Linked DNA regions of Homo sapiens: region 1 is linked to region 2. A link is an interaction called in ENCODE POLR2A ChIA-PET data of the cell type or tissue named here. Cell type or tissue: OCI-LY7. All regions are shown on one strand. Each heading gives the region's core, and the rest is flanking DNA. Links, peaks and the distances in the headings are about the cores only.

Region 1 (4,391 bases), core at 151-4,150, 140 kb after region 2:
AAGGTGTTAATAATCATAAAGCAACTCCATCTGGGGCTGCTTCCTACTCATTTACCTAAACCAGTGAGTGCGCCATCCCTACCACTTCCTTCAAGGCTGTGAGGTGATGGAGCTGTGGGACTATGGAGCAGGAACACTTCAGAGTCCATCTCTGCAACAGTCCCTTCCACCACATTCTAGCAACTGCTGGGAAATTTCCTTAATTCCTAGCAAATCTATCCTTTTATATCTGAGGGTTACAACTCCAGTTAGTTGATTTTTTATATATCTGAGAACCAACCTTAGGGCCACCCAGGGTTATATTTGGGAAGACTGATGCCTTTCTCTTTTTTTTTTTTTTTTGAGACAGAGTCTCTCGCTCTGTCGCCCAGGCTGGAGTGCAGTGGTGCAATCTCAGCTCACTACAACCTCTGCCTCCTGGGTTCAAGTGATTCTCCTACCTCAGCCTCCCAAGTATCTGAGACTACAGGTGCCAGCCACCACACCCAGCTAAATTTTGTATTTTTAGTAGAGAAGGGGTTTCGCCAGTTGGCCAGCCTGGTCTTGAACTCCTGGGCTCAAGTGATCTGCCCACCTTGGCCTCCCAAAATGCTGGGATTATAGGCATGAGCCACTGGGCGTGGCCCTGATGCCTTTCTTTCTGATACTACTTTGTTACTAGGACTTCAGCTCCTTAGGTGGGAATCTGTCTTTTATTTTATTTTATTTATTTATTTATTTATTTATTTATTTATTTATTTATTTATTTTGAGATGGAGTCTCACTCTGTCGCCAGGCTGGAGTGCAGTGGCATGATCTCGGCTCACTGCAACCTCCACTTCCTGGGATCGAGCAATTCTCCTGCCTCAGCCTCCGGAGTAGCTGGGATTACAGGTGTGCGCCACCATGCCCAGCTAATTTTTGTATTTTTAGTAGAGACGGGTTTCACCATGTTGGCCGGGATGGTCTCGATCTCTTAATCTCGTGATCCACCTGCCTCGGCCTCCCAAAGTGCTGGGATTACAGGCGTGAGCCACCATACCCAGCCTTATTTTATTTTATTTTTTGAGGCAGAGTTTCACTCTTGTCACCCGGGCTGGAGTGCAAGTGTGCCATCTCAACTTACTGCAACCTCCACCTCTGTGTTCAAGTGATTCTCCTGCCTCAGCCTCCCCAGTAGCTGAGATTACAGGCATGTGCCACCATGTCCAGCTAATTTTGTACTTTTAGTAGAGACAGGGTTTCCCTATGTTGGCCAGGCTGGTCTCAAACTCCTGACATCAGGTGATCCACACGCCTTTGGCCTCCTGAAGTGCTGGGATTACAGGCATGAGCCACCGCACCCAGCCAGGAATGTCTTTTAGGTTCACTTTCGGTTCTTAGAGCTTAAGAAGGCACCTGGATGAACAAACGAAAGACCCTGTGACCCCTAGTGGGCACCATTAGGTATGCTTGGGGACTAGAACAAAAGGTGGGAAAGTCCTTCTTGGTTGCTGAAGCTCTTTCCTAAGGCTGGAGAAGGAAGTCTAGAGAAGTTCAGAGGAAAGCATAGATGGAAAGTCACAGTTCTGACTCCATCCTGTGACCATTACAACATCCAGATCACTTCCCAGAACTTTGGACCTGGTTTGGGTGGGAAGTGGAGCTCAGAGATCCCCCCACCAAAGGAGTTCCAGGGGCCAAAGAGTCCCCAGGTGTCTTTAGGGCATACTCCAAGTATGGGCCAGGCTTGGCGTCGGTCTGCAAACTGACTGTTGTCCTTCTGACATAAGATAATTACAAAAATAGAAGTGTTTAGAAATTTTTATAGCAATTTGGAGCAATTTTAGATATGCTAAACCTAGGAGGAAATTTGGGCTCTTATTTTGTATGTAGTTTTTTGTTTCATTTCTTCAGAAGGATGAGGACAAAAAGTCCTAATGGACTAAAGCTCTGCCTCCCAGCCCCCCGCAAGCTCTCTTCCTTTGATTGCTTGTGGGCCTCTCTGCTTGGGGAAAATAGGTGTCCCAGACTTGAGTTAAGCGAGAAAAGCCCACTGAGTTAGCCTCAGCGGCCTTTTCTCTGTCTCCTACTTTTCCCAATCAAGAATCTAATTTAACTTTCACTTCTTAAGACAGCAGGGTTGATTTCCATGGCATTCACTCTGGGGTCAGAACTGGGTTAGTGATAGCTCCGAGGAAGTCCCCTGCCACCTCGAAAGAGTTTTAGGAGTGACTCCGCTTTCACTTCCTGTGTGTGAGTGACTGGGTCTTATGCTTCTGTGTTCTCCGCTGCACCTGGCATTTAATTGGTACTCTACAAAAAAATACTCTTTTTTTTCTAGGAAGCAGAGGGGAAGATAGTTTTTTGTATGCAAACTGTGCTCGCTCCTGCTCAGATTCTATAAAGATCATATAGTTTTTCTTTTTTTTTTTTTTTTTGAGACAGAGTCTCGCTCTGTCGCCCAGGCTGCAGTGCAGTGGCGCGATCTCCGCTCACTGCAAGCTCCGCCTCCCTTGTTCACGCCATTCTCCTGCCTCAGCCTCCCGAGTAGCTGGGACTACAGGCGCCCGCCTGTATTGAATTTTTAGTAGAGACAGGGTTTCACTGTGTTCGCCAGGATGGTCTCGATCTCCTGACCTCGTGATCCACCCGTCTCGGCCTCCCAAAGTGCTGGGATTACAGGCGTGAGCCACTGCGCCCGGCAAGATCATATAGTTTTTCTAAATGGAAGTGAGAATTTATAGAGAGGCCTCTGCTCCAGGTATCAGGAGCCCTGGGCTTGTTGTGTGACCTTGGGCAAGATATTTACCACCATCTGGACTTAGATTCTTCATCTCCAAAATGAGGGAGTGAGGAAAATGTTGAAGGTTGAATGACCACTAAAGACTTTCCCAGCTGGGCTGGGCATGGTAGCTCACATCTATAATCCCAGCCCTTTGGGAGGCTGAGTGGGGAGGATCGCCTGAGCTCAGGACTTTGAGGCTACAGTGAGCCATGATTGCGCCACTGTACTCTAGCCTAGATGGCAGAATGAGACCCTGTCTCTAAAAAAAAAGTCCAGGGCTCACTCCTGTAATTCTGTAATCCCAGCACTTTGGGAGGCCAAGGCAGGCAAATCACCTGAGTTTAGGAGTTTGAGACCAGCCTGACCAACATGGAGAAACCTCATCTCTACTAAAAATATAAAAATTAGCCAAAAAAAAAAAAAAAAAAAAAAAACAAGATTTACAGAGTTTATGAATCCCAGAGGTGATTGTAGGCCAGAAATCTTATCTTCTTCAGTTGCGAGCGTTGGAATTATCTTTTTTTGTTTGTGTGTGCGGTTTTTTGTTTTTTTTTTTTTTGAGAAGGAGTCTCTGTCACCCAGGCTAGAGTGCAGTGGTGCAATCTCAGCTCACCACAACCTCTGCCTCCTGGGTTCAAAGCCATTCTCATGCCTCAGCCACCCAAGTAGCTGGGATTACAGGTGCTCGCCTCCACGCTTGGCTAATTTTTGCATTTTTAGAAGAGACTGGGTTTCACCGTGTTGGACAGGATGGTCTCAAACTCCTGGCTTCAAGGGATTTGCTCACCTCGGCCTCCCAAAGTGCTGGGATTACAGACGTGAGCCACTGTGCCCGGCCAGAATTATCTTATACATCTTTGAATCCTGTAGTTGACGATTAGATGAGCCTTTAAGATGGATACCTGGAGGATAACCAATGCCTTCTTCAGAGTCCTTTGGAGTGTATCTACATAAGACCCCTGTGCTGGACTGACTAAATTTTTCACTGCAGACAGAGGTTTCCTGGAGAGAATAGTGAGAGGCATTCCACATCAAGTCTACAAATCATTTCTAGTCAACCTGTGTATCAATTTCCTTAATCCCAGCTCTATTGTCTCATTAGCTTTTAAGTAATGATCCAACTCTTGGTTTCTCTCTTGCAGGAATGGAAATCTAGAGCTGAAGACTAGAACAGAAGATGATGGTAGGGACAGATGAGCCTGTGACAAGATAGATTGAATAGTAGTATCTCTAAAGCCCTGGTGTGCTGGTAAATGATTAACAACTGGCTTGGGTGTGGCAGGAGCCTGATTGGTAATATTTGCTAATTTTCATGGTATAAATACTAGAGCATAGTGAATTGCAAACTGCCAATGTAGACTTGGGAAGAGATGTAGTATATCATTATATAATATTTCTGTCATATAGATATAATGGGTATAAATAGCCTTCAGCATAAATGATAGTGAAATTTAGCAAACTAATTAGGAAGTGATGAATTTTGAGTATTTGTTACCTTTGTTTTTAATATAATTATAATTAATATATAATTATTATATAATTATTATATAATTAATATATAATTAATAATAATTATAATATAATTATAAGTTTATATAATTTAATTTTGAATATTGGCTTTATTTAACAACCAGTTTGCAAAATT
Region 2 (4,391 bases), core at 198-4,197:
GTCAGCCCCATCAATTCTCCCTCTTTCTAAAGGTTCTCAGCAGTAACCTTGGAGGTGAGGCATCCTTAGGGGAACTTTACTGAGTAATAGGGATAAAGGACACTGGGAAGGGGGGTTACCAAAGCTGGGCTACACAAGGCTGAGAGCCCCCGATGAGCAGAGCTGGCAGTGAGGCCTCCCATTACATCCTAGGGCCATTACCTTGGGGAGATGGAATTGGACAAGCCTGCCTTTCCATTATGCAAAGAAAGGGCTTTTCAAGTAAATTTCCATTTAAGTATGAGCTTAGATCAGTGAAGATGGGGTCATAATAGCTTTGATGGTCATCACAACTATTAAAAATACATTTTTTCCTCGTGCTCAGCCTGCTTTGTCATCTTCATATTGTTCATCCCCAAAAGACTGTAACTCAACCTTTTCCTAGCTTCTAGGAGACAGGTTAATGTCCACAGGTATTTTCAACTCTTTAATTTTTCAACATACATAGTAGATGAAATTTACATGCTTGACACGGCCCATGGATGTATCCAGAATGTGATAAAAAAACAAAAACTAAAAGTCAGTTTGGGAATGGAGGTGGGTGATGGGTTAAGTACAGCACACCGCTCATTGGTCATTGTCTATACTGCTGGGCTCTCTTCTCTTCAGACCATCTGGTGTTGCCTGATTAGGTCCTCAGATACATATAGTTCCCTGCTTAGGTCCTCAGATACATATAGTTCTTAACCTGCTGTCTCTGCTGCCTGAATGCTCTTCCCCTATGCTCTACCGGGCTGACTCTAGGTCTATCTCCAGGTCTTAGCTGGACTAATTTCTTCAAGGAAGCCTCCTCTGATCCACTCCTCTAGCCCTAGACCAGGTTAGGGCCTTGTATTGGTTGTCTATCATTGCATAATAACCCCCAACCATGTATTTGCTCATTTTTCTGCAATTCTGACTGGGTTCAGTCTTGCCTGGGGTCACTTCTGCAGCTGCAGTCAGTTGTCAGGTTGACTGGGTGCTGGCTGTTCCTGCATAGCCTCACTCATCTATCTGAAGCCTCAGCCGGAATGGTGGGAACCACTGGGACAGCTGGAATATCTGGGACAGCTAAGAGGCTAACCTGGTTCCTTCAGGGCAGCAAGAGGGCAAGAGTTAAAGTTGCAAGGTCCCTTGAAACTGAGGCTCAGAAGTCACATAACATCCCTTTCACTGCTTTCTATTGGTTAAAGCAAGTCACAGGGCTAACACAGATTCAAAGGCAGGGACACAGACTCACCGCTTGATGCAAAGTCATATTGTAAAGGGGCACATATCCAGGGATGGAGGACTTATGGCCATCTTTGCCCACAGCCTGGCACAGGCCTCCTATCATAGCTTCTTAAGCTTTTCCTTCACTGCACTTATGGTAACTGTTGTTACATAATTCTTTGTATGATTGTTTATCATCTTTCTCCCCCACTAGAAAAAAATGTCTGAGTGCAGGAATTGACTGTTTCATTCAACAGTCTATTCCCAGAGCTTGGCACATAGTAACAACTAGATAAATTGTAGTTAAATGAATACATGGACAGCACCCACCTCCTTCCTACCCACTGCCACCTCCAACAAATAATTAACCAGCTCAAAATATCAATAATGCCTAAGTCAAGAAACCTTGCTGGGAACTGACTGTTCTTTCAGTTCTCATCGGGCTTAGATTTAGTAAGTTCTTTAGCCTCTCTCTACTTTGGTCTCTGGTGTCTGGTCCCACATCGCTCTTGAGCAAACACCTTTTCCGGTCAAGCCCTTTGAAGAGCGGGGAGGGAGGGAATGGTTCCATCTGTCGGACAAAGCCGGGATCACAGAAGAAAAAGGCAATTGAGTTTTTTCCAGGAAGGACTTTAGGTGAGGATCAGCCTTGACCAGACTACAGCCCCCAAGGAACGCTGGAGAACATTCAGTGGGGCAGCACGCGACTGGATAAAGTTGTTCGCGACGTTGTCATGTGTGACAAACTTGGGAGTGGTATTTAGAAGCTTGAAGTGCTTTCTTTCTTATTCTTTTTTTTTTTTTTTTTTTTTTTTTTGAGACGGAGTCTCGCTCTGTCACCAGGCTAGAGTGCTGTGGTGCGATCTCAGCTCACTGCAACCTCCAACTCCCTGGTTCAAGGGATTCTCCTGCCTCAGCCTCCAGAGTAGCTGGGATTATAGGCATGTGCCACCACGCCCAGCTAATTTTTGTATTTTTAGTGCAGATGGGGTTTCACCATGTTGGCCAGGATGGTCTCGGTTTCCTGATCTCATGATCCACCAGCCTCGGCCTCCCAAAGTGTTGGGATTACAGGCATGAGCCACCACGCCCAGCCCCTTCTTATTCTTTATTATTTTGAGATAGAGTCTCAATCAGTCAGCCAGGCTGGTGTGCAGTGGTGCAATTTCAGCTCACTGCAGCCTTGACCTCTTGGGCTCAAGAGATTCTCCTGCCTCAGCCTTTTGAGTAGCTAGGATTATAGGAGCATGCCACCACACCTGGCTAAGTTTTGTATTTTTTTATAGAGATAGGGTTTTGCCATGTTGTCCAGGCTGGTCATGAACTCTTGAGTTCAAGCAGTCCACCCACCTTGGCCTCCCAAGGTAGGAGTCATGGTGCCTGGCCGACAGTGACTTCTTAATTCTTCATTACATCACTGCCTTTTGATGTATTTATTGTTTTTTATTAAATTTTTTTAATTAAAAAAAATTTTAATCTATTTATTTAGGGACTGGGTTATGAGACTGGCCAATCTTTGTGTTTTTGGTAGAGACAGGGTTTCGCCATGTTGCCCAGGCTGGTCTCAAACTCCTGGGCTCAAGTGATCCACTTGCCTAGACATCCCAAAGTGCTAGGATTACAGGCATGAGCCGTAGTGCCCAGCCTGTATTTATTATTAATAAACCAAAAACAAGGAAGTCACTCTCTCCCTTCTAACTTTTTTTTTTTTTGAGGCAGAGTCTCACCGTATCGCCCAGGCTGGAGTGCAATGGCACAATCTCAGCTCACTGCAACCTCTGCCTCCCGGGTTCAAGCAATTCTTCTGCCTCGGCCTCCCGAGTAGCTGGGATTACAGGCACCTGCCACCATGCCTGGCTAATCTTTTGTATCTTTAGTAGAGACAGAGTTTCACCATGTTGGCCAGGCTGGTCTCAAACTCCTGAACTCATGATCTGCCCGCCTCACCTCCCAAAGTGCTGGGATTACAGGTGTGAGCCACCACGCCCAGCCCTCTCCCTTCTAACTTTCATGGAGGCAGTCTGAGCTCTAGTCCTCACTTGGAGCTTGTCAGAGGTAGAAGGAATCCTGGAAGTCATCTTGCTTAGCTCTGCCATTTTACAAGGAGAAAAGTAAGGCCCAGTGAGGAGAGGGAGTGGGAGATTTTTGCAGGTGTATTTAGATCGTGACAGGTTTCAGCTCTTGTGGATTCCAATCCTGGGCTGCTTCTAGGTGGTTTACTTACCTCTAAATGGATGGGTGACCCATAAACCATGATGTCTGTTTCCTTATAGAAATCGTACCTAACTAGGCCTGGCGCGGTGGCTCACGCCTGTAATCCCAGGACTTTGGGAGGCCGAGGCGGGTGGATCACGAGGTCAGGAGATCGAGACCATCCTGGCTAGCACGGTGAAACCCCGTCTCTACTAAAAATACAAAAAATTAGCCGGGCGAGGTGGCGGGCGCCTGTAGTCCCAGCTACTTGGGAGGCTGAGGCAGGAGAATGGCGTGAACCCCGGGGGGCGGAGCCTGCAGTGAGCCGAGATCGCGCCACTGCACTCCAGCCTGGGCGACAGCGAGAGTCCGTCTCAAAAAAAAAAAAAAAAAAAAAGAAATAGTACCTACTAAGTGTACATATCTCCAATTGTCATAGCAACTCTATAAAATAGGTACTGAATTTTTTTTTTTTTTTTTTGTGAGACAAGGTCTCACTCTGTCGCCCGGGCTGGAGTGCAGTGGTGTGATCTTGGCTCACTGCAGCCTCTTGACTTCCCAGGCTCAAGGAATCCTCCCACCTCAGCCTCCTGAGTAGCTGGGACTACAGGAGTGCACCACCATGCCCAGCTAACTTTTGAATTTTTTGTAGAGACAGGGTTTTATCATGTTGCCCAAGCTGGTCTCAAACTCCTGGACTCAAGCGATCCTCCTGGCTTGGCTTCCCAAAGTGCTGAGATTACAGGTGTGAGACACCATACCTGCCTGAATTATTGCTCTTTGAAAAAGAACATAATGTCTATGGCCATACCACCCTGAATGCGCCCAATCTTGTCTGAAAAAGGGCATAATGCCTACTTCACAAGATTTAACAATATAACATTTGAAAATGATCTATAAATAGCAAAACACATAAATAAGAACTTTTTTTAACATTATGAAAACACAGTGAAAGAATATGGGCTGTA

Evidence for each region. ChIA-PET counts read pairs that join two places held together with the same protein. Peaks named below come from ENCODE experiments on the same cell type or tissue, not always from the same donor. Only the 100,000 strongest peaks of a DNase experiment are listed, where the experiment ranks them.
Region 1: POLR2A ChIA-PET joins it to region 2 with 18 read pairs; 2 of 35 experiments call an interaction of 5 or more read pairs at or near these places.

The regions. Positions count from the first base shown.
Region 1 is chr5:138,079,234-138,083,624 of GRCh38, reverse strand. It overlaps a transcript of WNT8A not described here. Among named protein-coding and RNA genes, the nearest start is that of WNT8A, 2.6 kb to the left of the region's middle. In OCI-LY7, for the core only: a CTCF peak has its summit at 1,411 (motif pointing left); DNase peaks (open chromatin) are centred at 1,404 and 2,214.
Region 2 is chr5:138,220,374-138,224,764 of GRCh38, reverse strand. No RefSeq gene overlaps it. Among named protein-coding and RNA genes, the nearest start is that of CDC23, 9.2 kb to the right of the region's middle. In OCI-LY7, for the core only: a CTCF peak has its summit at 1,822 (motif pointing left); no DNase peak of the experiment used is centred there.